2 separate regions of the Homo sapiens genome follow, and region 2 is linked to region 1. A link is a loop called in an ENCODE intact Hi-C map of the cell type or tissue named here. Cell type or tissue: dorsolateral prefrontal cortex. All regions are shown on one strand. Links, peaks and the distances in the headings refer to the core of each region. The heading gives the core; the rest is flanking DNA. Region 1 overlaps FAF1 (Fas associated factor 1). Region 2 has its middle 15 kb from the start of MIR4421.

Region 1 (2,500 bases), core at 1-2,500:
ATGATTCTCTGCCTGCCATATGATTCATAATAAGGTAAAACTATAATCCAGAACAAATAAAACTGGAAGAGCTAGAAGCAGGAGTAGATACATATTGGTTTAAAATTCATTTTGAGTCCAGTTGTATTTATAATGTGTCTGTAGCTGTCTTAATTGTATTTGTTTTCAAACCGAATGACAGCTTGGCTGTTCCTACTCTATCATACTTGAGCATAAGTTAGCTTTTACAGTGGATGATAAAGCCAAAAGTTTACGAAAAGTGATCCCTGGAAGTTCTTTCATATACTTCTGTGATAAAGCTTTAAAATATTTCCAGTCATATTCTTCATAGTTATGGACATACTATAAACACAGTTTGACTCAAAATGAATTTTAAATCAGATATTGTTATTATATGATATCTACCTGCTCCTGCTTCTTCTAGCTGTTCCAGTTTTATTTGTTCTGGATTATAGTTATTGCCTTATGAGTATTATGGCAGGCAGAGAATCATGTTATATACTTTCTCTGTTTTCCCTGTTGGCATGTTTGTATGTGTAACTAGGGAAGGCATACTTAAGGATAATACTTAGACTTGATAGAATTTTTTTCTGACTTCACTGCACTTAGTCAATAAAGTTTTGTGAATTCTATCACATTATGACTGAATCTCTCCTTTTTTTTTCGTCCCCCTTTGTTACAGTTCAAGGATTTCTTTGATTAATTAAGATAATTCCCCTGATTTCCATATGTTCGTTTCTTTCTTCCTTTAGTCCATCTTTTCTATATAGTTGCCCTGTGGTGATTTTTCTAAAACACGCATCTCCTCATGTGCCTTTCAGTGGCTCTGTATTTCCTCTATTCTGTTTGATAAACCTTTTCTTGCTTTAGCTTTCCAGAAAACTCCTACACAGCTTCCAAGATCCCATGTAAATATTTCCTCTTCTATGAAGCCTTTCCTAACCTTTCTGGACATACAGTTAAGTTGAATCATCCGCTATGATCCCATAAAATTTTGTATATGCTTTAAACATGGATTTTAACACATCTTACCCTTTGTGTTTCAGATTTTCCTTATGAATGTTAACTCCTCACACTTAGAGAGCAGGTCTTATTCCTCTCTAGATTCTTTATTCTAGCACAGTGTTTGGCACAGAGTAGTGCTTGTTGAGGAAACAAATGGCTCAATAAATGAGTATATGAATATATGTGTATATATTAATTCATCCATCACAGGAAATTTTAAAAATGTACACTCATTAAAGTTTATGTGACCAGCAATAGAATTATTATAGATATAACTCATTTCAGTGTTACTGAAATTATATAAATAATATTTTTTCTGTAGCTGTATACATATAAATAATACAATGCAAAGAGATGCTCAATCAGATTATGCACCTTTTCCACGTTATTACCAGGAAGATGCAACAAGGTTTGAAAGCGAGCCCAAAGGCAGCTAAGAACTTTGTATCACAGTGACACCTAGTGGTAATTTCACTGGGTTGTTAATGTTTTTAGGGTCCTTATTGCAGTTTCATTTCAATACCCAAAACCTTCTGAATTCTGTTTTCTTATCTTGAATAAATTTAAAGAATTATTTTAAAGCATTTGTCCTCCTATAAAATGGTGTCTGATGTGAAGTATTGTGATCTCTTTGAGGGTAGGGATTATTGTATATTGTTAGATCTCTAAGATCTAGCAATGGATTTAACCTAACATGCAGCTATTTGTTTAATAAAGTTTGTTAAATCAGTGCTGTTAACAAACCTAATTTACTGGAGCCTAGTAGGCATAGCTTTAATTTTGTTTTTGAGATATAGCAGAAAAATAGGTCTGTTATTATTTGAACCATTTATCTTATTTTTTCTCTTTTTGATCTTTCTTAAAGCTACTTTTACTATATTGGATACTATTTTAGTTTTTAAGAACTCAGGTTGAATATGGAAAGATTTAAAACATTTAGCAGGTGCATTTTCAGTCTGAAAAAGTAGTTCAGGTTGTTTCAAACCAGGTTTTGTCCTGAATCTATAAATTCAGATTCTGATCTCGACTCTGTGACTCTTATTAGCTGTATAGTGTTTGGCAAATGCCTTATCCCTCCCCCACATGCCTCAGCCATGCTTTATGAGTAATAAATACTAGTTAAATGTTCTTCTGTTATTAGTACATGTGAAAAGAAGGAAAGAGTGACAATTTTGTGTGTCTTGAAAGATGCTATCAGCATGAAATGACAATGAAATTGATTATAGCTTGTATTTTGGGGGAAGAAAGACAGCAAATGTTGTGTGTTAGTAGTATTGTTTAGTCTACCTGCAAACTGATGTCTGTTGCCTCCGTGCCATCAATTGTGTACTCCCCAAATAATTTATTATTGGGTCATTTTAAAAGCTGAATAAAGTAGCATCTCAAACTGTGGTCTCAATGTGCATAGTTTATTTATGCGTTAGAAATATTCTTTAATTCAGCTTCAGATTTTTAAATTGATGTTTAATAAGTGTGTATGTTTATGAGGTACAAT
Region 2 (7,429 bases), core at 2,101-4,600, 270 kb before region 1:
GAAGAAAACCTAGGAAATATCCTTCTTGACATTGGCTTTGGCAAATAATTTTTGGCTAAGTCCCCAAAAGCAATTGCAACTGAAGTAAAAATTGACAAGTGAGACCTAATTAAACTAAAGTGCTTCACAGCAAAAAAAAACTATCAGCAGTCAACAGACAACCTACAGAATGGGAGAAAGTATTCGGAAACTATCCCTATTACAAAGGTCTAATATCCAGAATCTATAAGGAACTTAACAAGGAAAAACAAAGAACCCCATTTAAAAATGGGCAAAGGACATGAACAGACACCTCTCAAAATAAGACAAATAAGCAGCCAATAAACATATGAAAAAATGCCCATCATCACTAATCATCAGAGAAATGAAATTAAAACCACAATGAGATAACATGTCATACCAGTCAGAATGGCTATTTTAAAAGGTCAAAAAACAACAGATGCTGGCAAGGCTTCAGAGAAAAGGGAATTCTTATACACTGTTGTGAGAATGTAAATTAGTTCCACCACAGAAATCCCATTACTGGGTATATACCCAAAGAAAAAAAAATCATTGTACTGAAAAGATACATGCATTTCCATGTTCATCACCACACTATTCACAATAGCAATGACATGGAATCAACCTAGGTGCCCATCAATTGTGGATAGGATGAAGAAAATGTGGTACTTATGAGAAAGAAAATCATGGAATAATACACAGCCATGAAATATAATGAAATCATGTCATTATCAGCAACATGGATGGAGCTGGACATTATAATCCTAAAACAATTAATGTAAGAACAGGAAACCAAATACTGCATGGTTTCACTTATAAATGGGAGCTAAACATTGAGCATACATGGACATAAAAATGGAAAAATAGACACTGCGGACTACTAGAGTGGGCCTCGGGGTGTGCCATGAGTTGAAAACTGACTTTTTGGATACTGTGCTCACTACCTGGGTGTAATATACCCATGTAACAAACCTGCATATCTACTCCCTGTATCTAAAATAAAAGTTGAATTTTTTTTTTAAGACAGAGTTTTGCTCTTGTTGCCCAGGCTGGAGTGCAATGGCGCGATCTCGGCTCACTGCAACCTCCGCCTCCCGGGTTCAAGCTATTCTCCTGCCTCAGCCTCACATGTAGCTGGGATGACAGGCACGTGCCACCACGCCAGGCTAATTTTTGTATTTTTAGTAGAGACGGGGTTTCATCGTTTTGGCCAGGCTGGTCTTGAGCTCCTGACCTCAAGTGATCCACCTGCCTCAGCCTCCCAAAGTGCTGGGATTACAGGTGTGAGCCACCACCGTGCCTGGCCAAAGTTGAAATTTTTAAAAAAGAATTTTGTCTCAGAATACAATGAGAATAAGTGTAGTACATTTAACATTTTGCATACAAAAATTAAACAATCTTAATTTGAAATGTCTGTAGGATTTTGGGTACATAGATCTTTAAATTAAATTTCCATATTAAAATCTCTTATATAGTCTGAAATTCCAAGAACCAGGATTGTGTTGTGACACGAATTTGGGCTTTGTAGAGTTGGGTTAAAATCATGGCTTCTTAATAGCTGTGTGAGATTGATTAAGTTATGTAACTACCAAGAGTCTCAATTTTACTCATCTGCAAAGTAGAAATAAAAATACCAACTCAAGGCTGGGTGCAGTGGTTCACGCCTGTAATCCCAGCACGTTGGGAGGCCGAGGCGGGCAAATCACTTGAGGTCAGGAGCTCGAGACCAGCCTGGCCAATATGGTGAAACCCCGTCTCTACTAAAAATACAAAAATTAGCCAGCTATGGTGGCAGGTGTCTGTAATCCCAGCTACTCAGGAGGCTGAGGCATGAGAATCTCTTGAACCCAGGAGATGGGGGTTGCAGTGAGCCGAGATCACACCACTGCACTCCAGCCTGGGCGACAGAGCAAGACTCCGTCTCAAAAAAAAACCCTCAAAAGATTGTTGGAAGGAATTGTATTAGATAATGTATCTAAATGCCTAGCTTATAGTAGGGTCTACAATAAAGGCTATTTCTCCTTTCTCCTTTGTGTAAATATAGTAATGAAAAGTTTTTTCCTTTTTAAAAAATTTTAAAAATATATTTTATTTTATTTTATTTTATTTTGTATTATAACTTGACGGACTCTTGCTCTATTGCCCAGGCTGGAATGCAGTGGCACAGTCATAACTCACTGCAGCCTCAAACTCCTGGACTAAAGCAATCTTCCCGCCTCAGCCTGCTGAGTAGCTGGGACTGCAGGTGCATGCTACCTCACCCAGTTAATTAAAAAAAAAAGTTATAGAGATAGAGTTTCAATTTGTTGCTCAGACTGGCCTCAAACTCCTGGCTTCATGTATTCTTCCTCCCTCAGCCTCACAAAGTGCCAGGATAACAAGTATGAGCCCAACTGAAAAGTTTTAAATGTAATTGTAAACTCTAAATACCGAAGCCTTTTAATGAAAGTGTTACAAAAAAAAGTATTCTATAATCTTCTTGAAAAATTATATTAATTGCACCCATGATTTGATTTTTGAAAAGTGGTTCATAACCAGTCGTTGATTAAACTGAGATTTAAAGTTTCTTTTTTCCATTAAAAAAAACTACTTTGTATATGCCCATTTTTTACAGATCCTAAAGTTAAATCAAAATAAAAGCCCAGGCCCAATGACTTATGCCTGTAATCTTAGCAGTTTGGGAGGCTGAGGCGGGCGGGTCACCTGATGTCAGGAGTTTGAGACCAGCCTGGCCAACATGGTGAAACCCTGTCTCTATTAAAAATACAAAAATTACCCGGGCGTGGTGGTACATGCCTGTAATCCCAACCACCCAGGAGGCTGAGGCAGGAGAATCACTGGAACCTGGCAGACAGAGGCTGCGGTGAGCCAAGATCCCGCCACTGCACTCCCGCCTGGGTGACAGAGCAAGACTCTGTCTCAAAAAATAAAATAAAATAAAATAAAATAAAAACAGTAGCAAACAAATACACATTTGCATTTATATATGTAAACACACATATACATACACTATACACACGAAAATATATCAAACTAAAATATCCACTTGATGTGTTAAGCACCACTGGCCAGTTTTAATTTTTTTTTTTTTCCTGAGACAGGGTTTTGCTCTGTTGCCCAGGCTGGAGTGCAGTGGCATGATCATGGCTCACTGTAGCCTCGAACTCCTGGGCTCAAGCAATCCTCCAGCCTTGGTCTCCCAAAGCACTGGGATTACAGGCGTGAGCCATGGCACACAGCCTGAAATTTCATATAAACAATTTAACCATGCTAGAACTATTTCAATCGTTTATTTATATAGTTGAAGCACTTTGAAAGTGAGGATAATTACTTACAAGCATTTCATTTTATTAACTTAAACATTCTTTAATGTTCTTTTTTTTGTAAATAACTTTCATTTACAACATTTCCAAATAAATATTTGTATAGCCCGACTATTTAATAAATATCCACAAGATGGTGCCATGGTTAACATGTTAACATGGGAATTTAAGAATTAAAACGTAGAAGTGTTTGACGCATCATTGTATATGACAAAATTACCATCAATTTTTATGCTCTTATTATAATAATACTCACTTATGCATTTCAGATGTTCAAATTACTGCATTTCATTACCAAAATTTTTTATTATTTGTAAACATATATTTCCTCATATGGAATATTAAGTAATAAAATGATATGCAAGTTGCAAACACAAACATAAATTGGACCTTTTATACTTCATAGATTAATGGGTATGTTTTTAATGATCTCCTCAATTTTTAATGCCAAGATTTAAAATAATATTCAAATGGCATCCCATTAACTAGTTTATGTTAAACCTAGTTATTGGCAAGGTCTTTGCTAGCTACAGACTGAACTGAATCCCTCCTAGATTCATTTGTTGAAGTCCTAACCCTCGATGTGATATTTGGAGATGAGACTTTTGGGAGGTAAATTTAATCAGTTCTTGAGAGTGGAGTTCTCATGATGGAATTAGTGCCTTTATAGGAAGAGACACCAGAGAGCTTGCTTTCTCTCTCTCCACCATGGAGAACATAGCCAGAAGATAGCCATCTGCTTGCCAGGAGGAGATCCCTTACCAGAAACTGACTGTGCTGGCACACTGATGTCAGACTCTCAGCCTTCAGTACTGTGAGAAGATAAATGTCTGGGCCAGGTGCAGTGGCTCATGCCTGTAATCCTAGAACTTTGGGAGGCTGAGGCAGGAGGATCACATGAGGCCAGGAGCTCGAGACCAGCCTAGGCAACATAGTGAGACCCCCGTCTCTACAAAAAAAAATTTTTTTAATTAGCCTAGCATGGTAGCTCACACCTGTAGTCCCAGCTCTTTGAAGGCTGAGGCAGGAAGATCGCTTAAGCCCTAGAGTTCAAGGCTGTCATGATTGCCACTGCATTCCAGCCTGGACAACAAAGTGAGACCCTTTCTCTAAACCAAAACAACAAAACAAAACAAAAAATAACAAGAATGCTACAAAGTCTTGTGTACCCCTCACTCAAATTCCCTACTTGTAAATGTTCTGCTACTTAAAAAAAAAATCATCTTTCTCCCTTTCACTTTCTCTCTCTCCCTACATGCACACACATACATACATATTTAGGATATATAAGTATATTTGTGCATGTACGGATAGAATTTCCTGAGTCACTTGAGATTGAGAGTTATAATGTTCCAAAATACTTCTGTGTATATTTCCTAAGAATAAGAAAACTCATGCTTCTATATTCACAATACAATCAGCAAATTTAGGAGATTTAACATCAATACATTAGTATTATCTAATATACAGTCCATGTTCAATTTTTGCCAATTTTCTAGTAATGTTTCTTATGGCATTTTTTTCCCTTGATTCACAATTTAATCTAGGCTTACACCTTGCATTTTGTTGCTACAGCTCTTTCATCTCCTTTTAATCTGGAATGATTTTCATCCTTTCTTTGTCTTTCATGATACTGATATTTTTAAAGCATACAGCCCAGTTGTCTTGCAAAATATCCCTCAATTTTGATTTGTCTGATGTTTCCTCATGATTAGATTCATGTTATACATTTTTGGCCAAATACTACATGATATGGTTTGGCTCTGTGTCCCTACCCAAATCTCATGTCAAATTGTAATTTCCAATGTTGAGGGGGTGGACCTGGAAAGAAGGTGATTGGATCATGGGGGTGGATTTCCCCCTTGCTGTTCTTGTGATAGTGAATGAGTTCTCATGAGATCTGGTTGTTTAAAAATGTGTAGCACTTCCTGCTTCACTAGCTCTCTCCTGCCGCCACGTGAAGATGGGCTTGCTTCCCTTCCATCATGATTGTAAGTTTCCTGAGACTTCCAGAGCCATGCTTTTTGTACAGCCTGTGGAACTACGAGTCAATTAAACCCTTTTCTTTGTAAATTACCCAGTCTCAGATAGTTCTTTATAACAGTGTGAGAATGAACTAATACAATACATAAGTGATCATGTCAGTTTGCCCCATAATCTGTAAGTAATTTGTAAGGACATAGTTGGAGACTATGTAAATATATTGTTTCTCTTCAATCTTCCTTCCTTCCTTCCTTCTTTCCTTCCTTGCTTCCTTTCTTTCTTTTTTCTTTCTTTCTTTTTCTTTTTGTTTTTTGAGACAGGGTCTTGCTCCATCACTCAGGCTGGAGTGCAGTGGCACAATCTCAGCTCACTGCACCCTCTATTTCCTGGGTTCTAGTGATCCTCCTGCCTCAGCCTCCTGAGTAGCTGAGACTACAGGCATGCACTGCCATGCCTGGCTAATTTTTGTATTTTTTGTAGAGATGGGGTCTCACTATGTTGCCCAGGCTGGTCTCAAACTCCTGGGCTCAAGTGATCCACCCACCGTGGCCTCTCAAAGTGCTGGGATTACAGGCGTGAGCCACCATGCCTGGCCCAAACTTTCATTGAATAGTTTTAGCATCCATGGATGATTCTTGCCTGAACCAGTTATTACTATAATTCTTGCAAAAAAGTGATTTTTCTTTCTTTTTTTGAGACAGGGTTTCCCTCTCATCACTCAGGCTGGAGGGCAGTGGCATGCTGTCAGCTCACTACAGCCTCTGCCTCCTGGGCTCAAGTGATCCTCCTGCCTCAGCCTCCCAAGTAGCTAGACTATATATGTGCCACCATGCCTAGCTCATTTTTGTATTTTTAGTAGAGACAGGGTTACATCATGTTGGCCAGGCTGGTGATATGCTGACCTCAAGTGATCTGCCCGTCTCGGCCTCCCAAAGTGCTGGGATTACAGACATGAGCCACCATGCCCAGCCAAAAGTGATTTTCCTAACACTCTTATTTCTCCTATATTTATTACTTATCATTCTCCTGTAGGGAAGGGCTTTCCCTTCTGTCTTATTTGTTATCATAAAATAATAGGCCAGGCATGGTGGCTCATGCCTGTAATCCCAGCACTTTGGGAGGCCAAGGCGGGCAGATCACAAGGTCAAGAGATCAAGACCATCTGGCCAACATGGTAAAACCCCGTCTCCACTAAAAATACAAAAATTAGCTGGGTGTGGTGGTGAACACCTGTAGTCTCAGCTACTCGGGAGGCTGAGGCAGGAGAATCGCTTGAACCCAGGAGGCGGAGGTTGCAGTGAGCCGAGACCACACCACTGCACTCCAGCCTAGCGAGAGTGTAAGACTCTGTCTCAAAAATAATAATAATAGTAATTTATTATTTATTAATAATAAGAACATTTGTATTAATTATTTTTATATTTACTTTTTCCTATAGGTTATAATCCATTGTTATCCTTATTCATTTTGATGTTCAAATTGTCTCTGATTTGGCCTGTGGGAGCCCCTTCAATTTGGCTTTGTGTTTTTTTTTTTGGCACGTACGCATCCTTTTTTTTAGCACTTTCTTACTCTGACATATCAAGATGCTCCATACTCGGCTTTTACTTTCCAGCCTCAGCCCTGGGCTCTACCATTTTTATTGCTACTGGAGTATCACTGCTATTAGGCCCTTGTAGGAACAGAGCTGAAGGAAATGGTAATTTCATATTGTTCAACCAAGTATATACACATATATGTTCCCACAATCAGAACCCTGACTACCCACAGCATCATAGCATCAATGTATTTACTCATTTACTCAATCCAGCAATACACATAAAGTAGTTAAGAATTATTATACCCATAACAGTAGAAAAATAACCCAACAAACCTGCCAAAAGAGATTAAATTTTTTTGAGAGTTCTCTTTGTTTTTAGACTGCAGTCATATAGTCAAAGAACTGGGTTCAAAAGTTACCTAGATTATTTTTTTCTCTTTAGAGTAGTTATGTTATCCATTTGGAATATAGTTCGCTTGGTTTTTTTTGCTTGCATTCAATTCTGGGGGTTTATTCCTATTTTTCTTGATTTTATTTTATCTCTTGAAGTACAAAATATTAACACGATTCCAAAAGTCAAAAA

The links. Hi-C counts contacts between places; a loop is a spot of excess contacts. Peaks named below come from ENCODE experiments on the same cell type or tissue, not always from the same donor. Only the 100,000 strongest peaks of a DNase experiment are listed, where the experiment ranks them.
Region 2: it touches region 1 in a loop (5-fold over the local background); 76 of 110 quality-filtered maps call a loop at or near these places.

The regions. Positions count from the first base shown.
Region 1 is chr1:50,773,923-50,776,422 of GRCh38, reverse strand. The region is part of intron 4 of FAF1 (Fas associated factor 1); the gene reads left to right. Among named protein-coding and RNA genes, the nearest start is that of FAF1, 190 kb to the left of the region's middle. In dorsolateral prefrontal cortex, for the core only: CTCF peaks have their summits at 1,259 and 1,458 (motif pointing left); no DNase peak of the experiment used is centred there.
Region 2 is chr1:51,041,063-51,048,491 of GRCh38, reverse strand. No RefSeq gene overlaps it. Among named protein-coding and RNA genes, the nearest start is that of MIR4421, 15 kb to the left of the region's middle. In dorsolateral prefrontal cortex, for the core only: a CTCF peak has its summit at 3,445 (motif pointing right); no DNase peak of the experiment used is centred there.